Linked DNA regions of Mus musculus: region 2 is linked to region 1. A link is a contact called in ENCODE Hi-C or POLR2A ChIA-PET data. All regions are on one chromosome and are shown on one strand. The core of a region is the stretch at or near the end of the contact, and the rest is flanking DNA. Distances in the headings are between cores, read along the strand shown.

Evidence for each region. Hi-C counts contacts between places; a loop is a spot of excess contacts on that map. ChIA-PET counts read pairs that join two places held with the same protein, here RNA polymerase II (POLR2A).
Region 2: POLR2A ChIA-PET joins it to region 1 with 10 read pairs in Patski. The contact joins the promoter of Lmtk3 here to the promoter of Sphk2 in region 1. A Hi-C loop is called at or near these places in 1 of 37 maps with a recorded cell type or tissue (left cerebral cortex). POLR2A ChIA-PET finds 5 or more read pairs at or near these places in 3 of 5 experiments (Patski and embryonic stem cell).

The regions. Positions count from the first base shown.
Region 1 is chr7:45,713,984-45,720,649 of GRCm38, reverse strand. It overlaps Sphk2 (sphingosine kinase 2), which reads left to right and starts at 2,648. Exons shown (of 7, transcript NM_203280.3): 1 at 2,648-2,949; 2 at 3,587-3,657. It overlaps Rpl18 (ribosomal protein L18), which reads right to left and starts at 2,579. Exons shown (of 6, transcript NM_009077.2): 1 at 2,511-2,579; 2 at 1,311-1,397; 3 at 1,014-1,121; 4 at 632-730; 5 at 163-356. The coding sequence starts at 2,513.
Region 2 is chr7:45,781,028-45,787,693 of GRCm38, reverse strand. Lmtk3 (lemur tyrosine kinase 3) reads right to left here and starts at 2,347. Exons shown (of 15, transcript NM_001290990.2): 1 at 2,013-2,347; 2 at 1,110-1,243; 3 at 734-884; 4 at 224-300. The coding sequence starts at 2,088. Gm5897 (predicted gene 5897) reads left to right here and starts at 3,227. Exons shown (of 2, transcript NR_153811.1): 1 at 3,227-4,425; 2 at 4,535-4,762.

The sequences.
Region 1 (6,666 bases), core at 1,399-3,898:
ACTGGAAACCTTCTGAGAGCCTTCGCAATAACCACTCACCCCTCAGAAGTGGCAGAGGCCCTGGCTAGCCCAGATTTGTGACCACCCCCCACCCAAGTGAACTTGACATCCTAGTGGCCACTATGGGTAACAACTACCTGAAGCCAAAGCTCTGATACTCACTTGGTATGGCTGTGTGGGGTTCCTGGGGCCTTGCCAAAATGTCGGTACACCTCTCGGCCCTTCCGAGGACCAGACAGGAGCACAGTGCCCCGGCCCTTGGGAGACTCCAGGGCCAGCTGGTCAAAGGTGAGGATCTTACCCCCAGCCTTGAGGATGCGACTCCGGGCCCGGCTGCTCACCCGCAGTGCACACACCTGAGAAGGCACACACCAGAGGCTGTGGGGACTGTCACGGCCCACCCCCGGTAGCAGACCCTGATAAACAACTGCCACTAAAGTCTCCCCAGTGGATGGCAAGCATCCTCAATGCTTTCAGGGCAAACAGACTCCAAAGCATCATTCTGCAGTGGTGAGGGGACACAACGAAGAGCAGCTTTGATTACAGCTCCCATGGCAGGGTGCCACTGGCACATAGCAAAGCCCCCTAATTGACTGGAGACATGTCCCTTTGGCCCATGCTGGTCACTTACCTTCAGCTTGGGAACTTCCAGAATCCGCACATCATCTGTGACCGTCCCCACAACCACGGCAGTCTTGTTCTCGCGGCCAGGAAGCTTCATCTTTCGGATCTGATGGGGGCAAGCATGTTAAGTCTTTCTGTGCCAAGCTGTCACCGGGAAGACCAAACAGCCAAGACCTCCACTGGCTGAGGCCGACCTCCCCCCAGTGACAGGGCCCCAAGAGCTTGCCAGCTATGACTGATTGTTGAAATCTTTCTTTCCAACCCCAGAAGTGACCCAGGTCAGAGAAATCCCCAGGTAGAAAAAGACCAAAGCACAGAGGCCCGCATCCTCTGCTGGCCTTACCCCACCGCCCCCAAACATGTGAAGCGCCCTCTGGCTGACTACTAACCATGCGGGACAGGGACAGAGGTGGCCGGTTGGTTCGGCTCATGAACAACCTCTTCAGCACAACCTGATTGAAGGTGGAGTTGGTCCGTCTGGCCAGAAACCTGTACAGCTGCAAGGGAAAGGAAAAGATTGAGCATGGGACTGCCTGCGCCACCCCCAAGCCAGGACCCTTCCACAGCTCTCCCATCCCGCTCAACTCCTGGTGATGTGGGGGGTTGGGGCACTGTGTCCAGGCTCCCCCCTCTCCCCACCCCACTCACTTTGGGAGCTGTAAGATGGCGTAGCACCCCGGGCTTACCTTGACAAGCAGCCGCAGGTAGATGTCCTGGCTCTTGGGCTCCTTGCGCCGAACCTTTCGGTCCTTGTTGTGGCGAATGTCAACACCCTGAGGGAGGTGAACCACCATAGAGCCAATTGTCAGAACCACTGCCCTATATCTTTGATGATATCTATACCTGTTCGTACCTGTAACTTTTAGGCTACTTAGTCGACAATTCAAACCTCAAAGGATTCAAACTAGAGGAAGAAGACATGTCCCACCCCTGACAAGTTCACTTAACACACACAAGTGATGTTTTTGTCTCGGCTTGGGACCATTCCTCCCAGAGTCCAGAAACTCATTGAAACACTGTCTCGGTGTAAAAACTGAGCTGCACAAGACAAGCGGCTGCTGGCTCAGAGTCCCTTAGAGCTCAGCTCTTGCTTAGCATGTGAAGGCCCTGGTTCTGGGCCCAGTATGGATGAGAGTTCAGATCCCTGTAAAGATGTTAGCTTTTATTTATGTTCTCAAAACTAGCTCCCAATCTGAAAAACAGTCAAAAAGAAGCCAACAGTACATTCTAGACGTGGAGACGTGTTTGTGACAAAGCCTTACACTACGTCCTTCAAATCAACCCTAGAAAGACCAAGTGCTCGGGTTAATTTTATCCCCCACTCGTTTTCCAAGCTGTTAGCATCCTGAAGTAGTTACTGATACTAACAGCGGTTTCATTGCACCTTCAAGGCTCTTCATAAACGTCTTCCCAACATACAAGGCAGGGACAGGATTACTACACACCAAACACACTAGGAGCAGTGTTCCGGGAAGGACTGACGTACGCTTGTCCCCAAACCCGGCAACGTGTAGTGGCTCCGCTCATCGTAGCACTCAACTTCCCAATGGCAAGTTAAGAAACAGGGACACTGGGAGCAGCGGTCCCGCTTGGAAACGCAGCACTCGAAAGATTGGTGCGAGGGAGCGGCCGTGGGCTCGAGGCCGGACTGGACTCACTGGGAGCTGCAATCAGCCTGGCTCATGGAGCCAAACTTTGTAAGGAAGACGACGAGCCTCGGGAGGCTCCCGGGACCGGCCACCGGCTCCGGCAAGTTCTGATCGAAGGCCCTAGCCTGTCCCGCAGTTCCCCTTGGCACCGCCTGCACCCCTCCGTCGCGCTACGAGCGGGACTTGCTGAGGATGGCAGCGGATGGGCCACTCGGGGAGACCGCTCAGCGAGCTTACCATGATGGCGCCTCCTGCTCGGCCAGGTCCGGAAAGACGGAACCGCGCCGGAGTGGGCGGGGAAAGAGCGGCCTGCGAGACGCACTCGTGACGCAATGCGGGACACTCTATCCGGAACTGGCGTCTCTGTGGTGCACGGGTGACGTCACATGAGCGCGACGCGGAGCTCTACCACAATTTGGGTTTCTCGATGGTATGTGGGAGGACCGAGTAAACCGAGGCTTCCAGAACCAAAGAGAAGTCAGCCTGAGGAAAGGGCTGGGACCCGGAGCCTCTCTGGCCTTTCCCCGTCCCTGCTCTAACACTCTCCAGGGGTAAAGGGACCGGAGAATCAGAGACATGATCGGAGCTTGCTGGACGAGTCGCGTGGTGACTCTCTGGCCGCACGCCGACCGCTTCTCGGTGGCTCGCGGAGGACCCGGTGGGCTGTGTGTCGGAGGTGAGGCTTATCCCGCCCTGAAGAAAAAGCTCATCTCACACTTCCTTAAATTCTCGGCTGCCTTTTCCTTATGCTCAACTTACTAAACAGAACTGAAGTTCAGGAAATCCTACTAGATCTCTCACCCGAGACTTTCTTGCTGCTATTCAACCCATAATACCTTATTATTATTATTATTTAATATTTTGTGTTGAGCTTTTCCCCCTGCCCTTAAAGATGACCTCTTCTCGGATCTCTCCTTTGTTTTCGTCCTTAGGGACAGCCCTTTTTTTTTTCCCCCTTCCTAAACCAGACTGGTTGAACTGGCCCAACATTTTCGATGTACATATTGATGTGCAGAGAAGGCACGCAGAACTCCCGGTTTGGAAAGCGGGTAGATAACAAGCTCCAGAGAGACTGAAATAGAGACCATGACGGTGGTTGGAGGTGTGGAGGCCCGAGGGTGAGAAGGAAAAATGGTGAGGGAACCCCGGGCAGAAGGAGAGACAAAGATACAAAACTGAACAGTTGGCACCTCACCATTTAGTAAGCTAGTTCTAGTGCCAGCTCTGTCCCCCACTCACCCCCCCCCCCGCCCCTTAAGTCAAGGTTTCACAAAGTTGCCCCAGCTGGCTTTGACTCACTCTTCCTGCTTCAGCCTCCGAAGTAGCTGGGATCACCGTCTTTCAACACTTGGCCTGGCTCTGCCATTTAAAGTTGTGATCTTGGGTAAGTGATTTTCTGTTTTGCTTTTTTTTCCTTGTTTGGAAAAAGAGAGTGATGAAAAAGACTCCCTTTTAGGGTGTCTTCCCTGAAAGTGTCTTCACTCTTTTGGTATGGAGTACCTGAACTTGGGTAGTACAAGACAGGCCAGCTGGATGAGAGAAGCAGGCTCTGGGATACTGAGCCTGCAATGTGCCCTCCTCTTCAGAACCCCAACCTGGCCCTGCACAGGGAGTTAGCAAGACTCTTTACGAAAACCGCCTATACATACATGGCCTCCAGTTTGGGGCTCAAGCCCTGCTGTGACAGCAGAGGCCTGGGTGCCCACTGGACACCTAAATCCAAGGGGCAATGGAACCAGGTAAGGCTCTAGCTACAGAATAGGTTCTCAACCTGTGGGTCTGGGCCCTTTCACAGGGTCGTATATCAGCTATCCTGTATACCACATATTTACAGTTTGTAACAGTAGCAAAATTACAGTTATAGCAATGAAATGTTTGGGGATCACCACAACATAAGGAACTATATTAAAGGGTCCCAGCATCGTGAATGTTGAGAAGCACTGGTCTGAAGTCTGTGGTTGTCATACCAGGGGTGATAATGTCTGTCAGGGCCCTTCTGCCGCTGGCCCCAGACTTCCCCTGGGGGCAGGGTGAGCAGTCCTTTTCTCTCAGCTGGGCTTCTGAGGGCTCCGCAGGGCGAGGTCACTCAGTTTGGGTGAGTTAGCGTTTCCCCTTTCCTGTTCCCGTTTCAGCCTCTTTGGTCAGGGTTTTCGCGGCGCTCTGGCTGTATCCCGGGTTCTGCATCTCCCTGAGCTCCACCTCTTGGCATGTTATCTGGGGCGAATGCTGCTGTGGATGCGATGCAAGGGGTATTTGGCAATAAGCAGACTCCCTCCTCCTCTTATTTTTTGCCTAAGAAGTTTTGTCCCTGCCTTAACAGAGTGTAGGTTAGTGTGAGCACGCTTTGTCCAGCGTGTGAGAGGTACATTTAGACCAGCGTGTGAGAGGTACATTTAGACACCAGTGTTTGTGCGCACACACCCATACACCCGATTGTGTCTCCTGCCGCCCTTTCCTTGCCTGTCTCTGTCCACCTCTTTTTTTCCTGGCCCTCAGTTCCTTCCCAGCTCTGGGTTTCCAATGCTTTCCCTTACCTATGCTGCTTTCTGGGGCTGTCTTGTCACATGGTGGTTTCCTGGGATGTTAATCTCATTCTTCCTCCAGGAAGGCTGTCGTCCAAATCAGTTTGTAAGTCCATGAGCCTCCCGAGCCTGGTTCATTCCAGAATGGTCTCCACCTGTGTCGATCATTTTCTGGGGTTTGTTTGACACAAGGTGTCACGCGACTGGCTCTAAGAGCAGAGGCAGCTCTAGCACTTCCTGATGCTTGTGCCTCAGCCTCCCTAGTTTTTAAGATTACAGGACACCATCACACTCATCTCAGTTTCTATCTCTGTTACCAACGTTGGAGAGTTGGTTGAGGAACTCCTCCACACCCCTTTTTATTGACTCTGTTGGGAAGGGCTTGTTTTGACCTCAACAAAGATGGCGGGATAAGCTTTGCATTCGACCACGTCCTTTCATCTGCTGCCAGTGTGCCCTCACTTATAATGGGAGCTGCCTAGCTCGGCTGGAGCCCCGCCCGATTTCCGTCGACCGCCGCCTAGCCCCGGCGCGTAGTTATGAAGGCGGATGCCTCCGCCCCCCTGTCCTCTCATTGGTGCGGCTCGGATTCGGGGCAGCCATTGGCTGGACGGACGCACACCCTTCCCCCACCCCTAGCTGGGGGCGGTAGTGCAGACTCCGGAGGGGCTGCCGGACGACGCAGCGTGCACGCAGGTTGCGGGGTTTGGGGGTGACCCCAGAGGGGCGGACACTCAGGCCTGGTGCGAAGTACTGGGAGAAATCTGGGAACGGCAACCAGGTCTGGCCCCGGGATAGAGACTCAGATCTGGTCCTGCGTTGCGGCCCTGGAGTGGTTGTACCGGCTGGGGAGACCGGGGACAATCGGTGGTGGGCCGGGAGCCTGTGGGTGGAGCCAAGATCTGGGGTCCTGGGAGACGGAGACCCAGCCTAGAATGGAGCATTCATAAGCTCTGTGCTAGTGTCTGATTTGAGGGCCTCAGACCGGTCCCTACAGGTTTTAAGGGTGGGGCTGATACATGGGCATTAAAGGAGTGGCCCAGAGCAGCGGGCAGAGGTAGATCCTGAGGGAGAATATTCATGGGGGCGTGTCCCAGGCTGCTGCAAGACTGAGAAAGGTGACAAACTAGTCAGGCAACTGGGTTGAACTGCCCAAAGGTGAGCAGTTAGAAGGTTGGAACCTTCTGACGAGCCGGACCAAGAAGGGGCTCAGTCCTGGCTCACCCTCTTCCTGGAGGAAACTCGGCCAGACACCCAGGTTAGTGCTTCCAGTCAGACAAGCTGGTGGTCACTGTCTTGGGCTCCCACAGGTGGCTCCCCCTCAGACCTGTGTGTCATCTTCTTTCCCTTCTGTAACAGGCAGGAAAGCAACAGGTTTTCTTCACTGGAGAGAGAAACTTTTAAGTTCCCCCTCCCCAGGTCCCCATAGGGTTTATCTGCACAGTCCTGGCTGTCCTGAACTCAACTCTGTACACTAGGCTGCCCTCCAGTCCACAGAAATCGCCTGCTTCTACCTCCTTAGTGCCTGGATTAAAGGCGTGAGCCACCACTGCCCGGCTTCAAGTATTTATCAGCCTGTACCTCCAAAGCTGGTGCTTGTTCAGTGTCTCTGCTTTTCAGAGCTGTCCCTTTCTTCTTTGTGTGTCTATGTGGTTCTCCTCTCTCCACCCGGCAGTGACTCGGTGTGTGGGAGGGGACAGTGTCTTCCCTCTCAGCCTATTTTCCTCCTGCCTCTGTCATCCAGTGTCTTTCTCCCTTAAGCCTTTGTTTGCCCTCTAGTCTGACAGGTTGCTTGCTTTCTCTTTCTTCTGATTGGCATGGGTTTTGTTGTTGTTTTGAAACAAGATATCCCCCGGCTGGCCTCAAACCTG
Region 2 (6,666 bases), core at 1,098-3,597, 67 kb before region 1:
AGAGCCGGGTGGCGAGGCGGAGTGGTCAATGGAGTGAGGAGGGAGGCGCTGACCGACAGATGTGGGGGTAGGTGGGTGGGAGTGGGTGGGAGTGGGAGGGGCAGGCTGCAGGGCATGGGGCTGGGGAGGCCAAGAGCAGATGACAAATGGGGGTAGACACAGAACAGGAGCACATGCCAGAGATGTATGGATAACCCTTCTGCCTCCCACCCAGGCCCCTCACCTTCCCAAACCAGCCGCTGCCAATCTCCTGCAGGTAGCTGAGGTGCTGGCGGCTCAGGCCCAGGGGGGTGCTGATGTCTGAGGAGGGGGCGGGAGGGGAGGCCCTGAGTTCTCCTATCAAAGATGCCCCACACCACCACAGTGGGAGGGGTCTGAGGTCAGAGTAGACAACAGTCTCCTTTTATTGGCTGTCTCCAACATTCCATGGCAGGGTCCAGCCTCCTCATTGGCTGCCCATGAGATCCAGAGCCCAATCAGCCCTTCCCTTTGGCAACCCTAGCTCCAGTCCGCTTATAGGCTGGCTCCCAGGTTAAGATCTAGGCTGATGGCACCAGGGCCATCCTGCAGGATTCTCTCGATCTGGGATTTTCTACAAGATGGTGTGTGTGGCTTCCCTGTAAGTTACTTCCACGAATCTAGGGCTCTGCATTCTGCCCTCTCCCCTCCCTGAGCCACGAAAGGAAGCCCTCAGTGTTGGGATCGCAGGATTCTGGGGTGGAAGGAGCAGTACCTGAGTGTGGAGGCTGCGGGGCAGGCATTGGCAGTGAGACCTCTGCCAGCGGCAGAATATAGACATCAGGCAGCGACTGTGAGGAGGAGGTCTCCTCCGCAGGGGGGGTGTACTCCCCAGAGCAGTCCTCCCCTTCCGGGTTCTCAAACTCCTGGGGTACGAGAGGTGAAGAATGGGAGCATCGGGAGGAGGGTGCTGAGATGCCGCCATCCTGCCCTAATTGCCTCCCTTCAGTCCACAGACCTGTCCCTCAAATCCCAGCCCAATTTCCGCTAGTGTGCGCATCCCAAAGCCGTAGGTCTTGGGAGTGCTCTGGGACCTCCAGTCTCTTTGCTGCCTGGGGTCTTTCTCCCAGGTTAGTCCTAGGGCACCTCACCTTGAAACGAACATCACCCCGTTTGCAACACAGACAGGTAAGGAGGAGAAAGATGAAGGCCAGCAGACCCGAACAGGAAATGAGGACCACAGCGTAGGGCGGAGCCAAAGGGGCCCGGCTCAGAGCGAATCCATCTGTGGGCATAAGGCTAGGCTGGGGTCTGGGCTTCAAGACACTGGCTACCGGACTCATGCCCCTCCCATCCTAGGCTAGTCTTGGACTACAACCCCCATGATGCTCCGAATCCAGGGGCTCCTTGGCAGGGGAGCCAGGTGGTCTAACGTATTGTGGGAGTTGTAGTTTAAGGTCTTCCCAGGTGGTTGGGGGTGGGGTCCCTCCTATCGTTTCAAACTGGGACCCACCCCCCACCCCAAACGCATCCCGTAACCCGGATACATTCCAGTGACCAGCAATAGTGAGGCCTGGAGCTCTGAGAATTTACAATATGCTACCATAGACAGCTTCATGACCATCATTCCCCCAATAGCAGGCTGTTGGCAGATATTTGCCCCGAGCTGAACGCACTGCCCACCCCACGCCTGAAGGGTGACTGAGAACTGTTTCTTTTAAAGACACAGGGAACACAGACTTGTTCTCTAGCCTCAGCCTCAGACCTGAGGGAGGGGTCTCTGCAAAGCCTCAGCTGTGTTCCCCTTAGAAATAGGGTCTCTCTCTTTCCCAAAGGCCGCGGCCTTCCATCTCCCCGCGCACCCGTGTGCACTCGCGTGCACATGAGCTCACATGCACGCTCACAAGCACGCACTCGGCCCGCAGCCCACTCCCCACCCGCCCTGGCTGGTCTCCCTGGCCCTGCAGACCCGTTGGTCCCCAGGGACTGCGCACAGGTGCCGGGCGGACCCGGTGGGGGTGGGGCGCGGGCCGCGGACGGCTGGACATACTCACCCGGGTGCGCTGGGGACGCCAGGCAGCCGGAGGCGGAGACGGCCGCCAGGAGGATGAGTGCGCCGGGTGCAGGCATCTTGTCCAGGATGGAAGGGAGGTGGAGGAATCGGCGGCTGGGGAGGAGGGGGGGCGGGCCCTCAGCCCCCAGCCATGGGGACCCGCTCAACCCTGGCCTCCCTCAGCCCAGGAGAGGGGCGGGAGATGCAGGACAGGGGGAGGGAGGGGTTGCTTACTGGTTCTGATACCCCCCTCCCCCTCCTCGAAAGGACAGACGGATGAAGGGATGGAGAGGCGGACGGAGGAGAGGAGCTGGGGAGCCGGGGTTGCTGGGGTAGGGGGGAGGGGAAGATGGGGGGGGGAGAGAACGAGGGCCCCGCCCCCGAGGACAATCGGGATTGGGGGAGCAGAGAGCCTGTCAGAGGAAGGGTGGGAGGAGGAAGGAGGGAGCGTTGTCATGGCAACTGGTTCCCGGTTGCATTGGCTGCCAGGCGGGAGGGGAGAATAGGGAGGGGGAGGAGGGACAGACAGAGACCAACAGACCCTTGGAGGGGGGCAGGGTCCACAGTGCGTGGCCCTGACACCACTGTGACACAACACTGGTGCCCACACGTGTGCTACATGCTAAGATGCAGATAGCAAGCCCACGCAGCCCACACACAGCTGAGACATGTCACAGGAACCTTCACAAGCGCCTCTCATACAAAGGTGGACAGCCATCAGCAAACGGAGACAAGGACACGTCACACACAAAGACACAGGGACAGACCACACTGAGAATGCATAGGCAGTCCAGACTCTGGTTGGTACAGATTCACCCAGCCACACAGGAATACCCAGCATCACATGAACACACACGCACACGCACACATACAACACAGAGCTCCAAACATAGGGAGGTATCACAAAGATCCATTCAGACCCTTTGGGACATGAGGAGGCATGCTGTCATAAACTGATATTCCACACAGGCAACAAAGAACACACAGAAATCACTAACTCAAACACGTAAAGCCAGTTGCATGCACACAGACACAGGCTTGTCAGTCACATATGGAGCATACAGAAACAACACATGCATGTATGCAGGCACGGGGTTTGCACATTGCTCACCTTCAGGGACAAATGCATATCACATACATGCACACGGGAACACACGGTTCATACATGCAGAGCTACATAGCTTATGCAAAAACACAAATATAGAACGGGTACAAACATGCCCTGTGCACACGTATTACACACAAAGGCACACCACCTACCTAAATAGACAGCATGAATGGACACACTCTTTAGACGTGATTATGAGGACTCCTTATCCACTGCAGTCTCACACCACAGACATCAACACACATGGGCACAAAAGATGCATAAGCGTAGTTTATTTCATGTATTTATTCTTGGCAGGATTTACTCTGCGCCAGGCGTTTCCCAAGATTTACAGTATTACCTTCCAATCATTACAACAGCCCCCAAGACAGGTTCTTTTTTCATGCCCAATGTATAGGTAAGGAAACTGAGGCACAGAGAGGGGCAGTCACCTGCCCCATGCACAGAACAGGGGATAGGCAGAGGTAAGGCTGGAACCTGGCCGTCAGGGACACCGACACATCAGACAAGACACACACACACACACACATCACGTGCCAGGCTGCAGTCTCGGGGTCCCACCCTACGCGGCGGCACACAGAACTGCAGACACACCCGGAAGCGCGGACTGCCGCCCTCGGCGAGGATGTCTCCATGGTCCAGGAATACCTGCGACTCGTCCCCTCAATGAGGCTGGACCAGAGCTGCGCGCGCAGCACGGCTCACTGGGGGCACGGGGAGGAGGGGAAGCCTCGCGGGGGGCTCACTGGAGAAACTGAGGCAGGATCATCGTGGAATGGAAGTTCAGAAAGGTACAGGGAATGGGATTGCAGTGACCGGGGAGTGAGCACGCAAAGCGGACCCCCTGACTGAAGAACCAGAGCCTGGAGAAAGAGAAGCTCACAGGGAGTCGTGGGCCCGCGCAGAGTCTTCTGGGAAATGCAGTCCTTGTTGGTCTAGCGAGGAGGCTTAGGTTGTCCGTTGCGCCACCTGCGGGGGTTTTAGCCTGAGGGTGACAGGCCGGGCGGGCACTGGCTACCAGTAATGAGGGCGGGAAGATTGACGCCGCCGTTTGTTCATAAGTTCACTCAACAAATGTTTACTTTTGAGTATTTGAATGTGGTTGGCTCAGCGGTGTGCCAGGAGTCAGGACTGCTGGAAGAAGCCGGCTATGATGTCCAGCTCTTTAATCACCACCAAAGTTTTGTGTGGATTTGCTTTGTCGAGACGGAGTCTCACTGTATCCCAGCGCTACTGGAACTTACTCTAGCTCTGGACGTCCACGAACAATCTTCTGGCCTCAGGCTCTTGAGTGCTTGGATGACAGGTGTGGTCCAAGCCACATTTTAGAAACGATTACTTAATAATAATATGCATAAGTATTATATTATTGATATATTGTTGTCTTTGTTTGTTATTATCATCATCATCATCAGGATGGAGTAAGGTAGAGCCAGCAGAGTGCACCTCCTGAAGAGAACATGCTAAGAATTTTCTTGAGGCTGTGTTCAGAATCCAAACCCTAGGACCAGAAAACTTCTTTGTCCCAGTACACGTGTGCCTGCCCAGAGCTCTGACATGGGCATCTAGACCACACCTGTGGACCATTCAACTGTGTGTTTAGGACATATTTTGTTACCAGTTTTATAATAAAACTTTGTCAGAGAATGTGGTCTACCTACTTTTGGATCCTGAATGCTGGGATTAAAGGCATGGAACAACACACTCAGCAACTCGGGCTCTCTGTGAGAACAAGTGTTCCTAACCACTGAACCATCTCTCCAGCCCCAGCCCATAGGCTCACCTTTTAAGCTGGCCTCAAACTCTCAACAAGCTTTTGTTACCTCAGCTTCCAAAGTCCCAGGGTTGCAAGTGTCAGCTGCTACATGGAGTCTCTTCAGCAATGGCCAGGCACCAGCATCCTCATCTTCACAAGTCCCTCAGGCCATCTGTCATACAAGTAGAAAGGACTCTCCAAGGAAGATGGATCGAATGTGGGAAGAACTCGGGGCAGGTTTCTCTGGGAAGGAGACTGTAAGGCACAGATGGGGGAGGGGAAAGAGGTAACTGGGAAGTGGGTCAAAGAATGCTGTCAGAGGGCACAACCCTGTGGGCAGACTTGGCACATCCTGAGGTCAATGGAATGCTGTGTAGCCAAACTGCAGGGGAGTAGGAAGTGAGTGGTGTCACAGGGCACAGTGGATGCAAAGCATGCGGGTTGATTCTCAGCCTCCTGGCAACAGATGAAGGAAGCTGAGCTGTGCTGTGGAGAAGCTGACTCCGGTGGAACCTCAGCCTCAGACAACTGCAGTGAGAATCAGGGCTCAGGGAAGGGAGACAGCAGCTCCACTAACTGTCGTTGGCCGGGCAGAAGGAAGAGTTTGAAGATTGACAAGAGGAATGGGGCAGTAGCCCCCACACCTGATGTTGGAGCCTGCAAAGCATCCTTTGGGAACAGTGTGACAGTTACTCAAAATGCTAAACACAGGCACCATGAGACCCAGCTAGTCCACATAAAAACTTGTCCTTTCGAGCCATGGTAACACACACGTGGAGTGTTCAAGCTCAAGAGACAGGTGCGGGAGGAGCAGGAGTTCAAGGCCAGCCTAAGCTACTGGAAGACTTGGTCTGTGCTTGCTTTTGGTTTTGTTTCTTTTTTTTTTTTTTTTTTTTTTTTTTTTTTTTGATTTTCGAGACAGGGTTTCTCTGTGTAGCCCTGGCTGTCCTGGAACTCACTCTGTAGACCAGGCTGGCCTCGAACTCAGAAATCCGCCTGCCTCTGCCTCCCAAGTGCTGGGATTAAAGGCATGCGCCACCACGCCCGGCTTGTTTTGTTTCTTTTAAAGACAAGTCTCACTATGTGCCCCTGCCCAGCCTCAAATTCACAGAGCTCTGCCTACCTTCTCTTCCACAGCATTGGGATTAAAAGTCTGTACTACAGGTGTGCTTCACACAAAACCTTCTGTTTGTTTTGCTAAAGCAAACAAACAGAAACAAAACTAAAAATCCCAAGCCCCATTCACAAATGTCCACCCATCTGTCAGCAGATGGGTGGACAGACAAGATGACCTGGTCGCATGATGGACGGATCATTATTCAGCCATGGCGAAACAGCAGAGCATTAATCCCTGCTTACATGTGAGTAGGCCTTGTAGCTAGAACAAGGAGGGAAGTCCCCGCACAACAGCCCACACAGAACCCTTCTTTCTCTGTCACCATCTGACACACTAAATCTTTCCCTCCTTCAGCTTAGTTCTGGCATTTTTATCTGCCCCTAGTTCCCCATTTTATTCCTGGTGCCTAATAGACGGTCTGGCATACAGTGGGTGTTCAATATATGTCTGCTAAAGCCAAGAACTTGTCATCATTGGCTGTGGGGGATTTGTTGCTCTATCAAGGCCACAACCCCCCTGTCGCTCCATGACTTGGTATCTCTGTTCATTCTAAGGAAGAGGAAGAGCAGAGAGGGTCTGGGGACACGAGGCATGGGCTATTTTGGGCCAGGGTCCTTTTGGGAGGGGCTTTTAGTGAGGGTGGCACTTGGGCTGCTGGAATGGGGTGAAGCTGA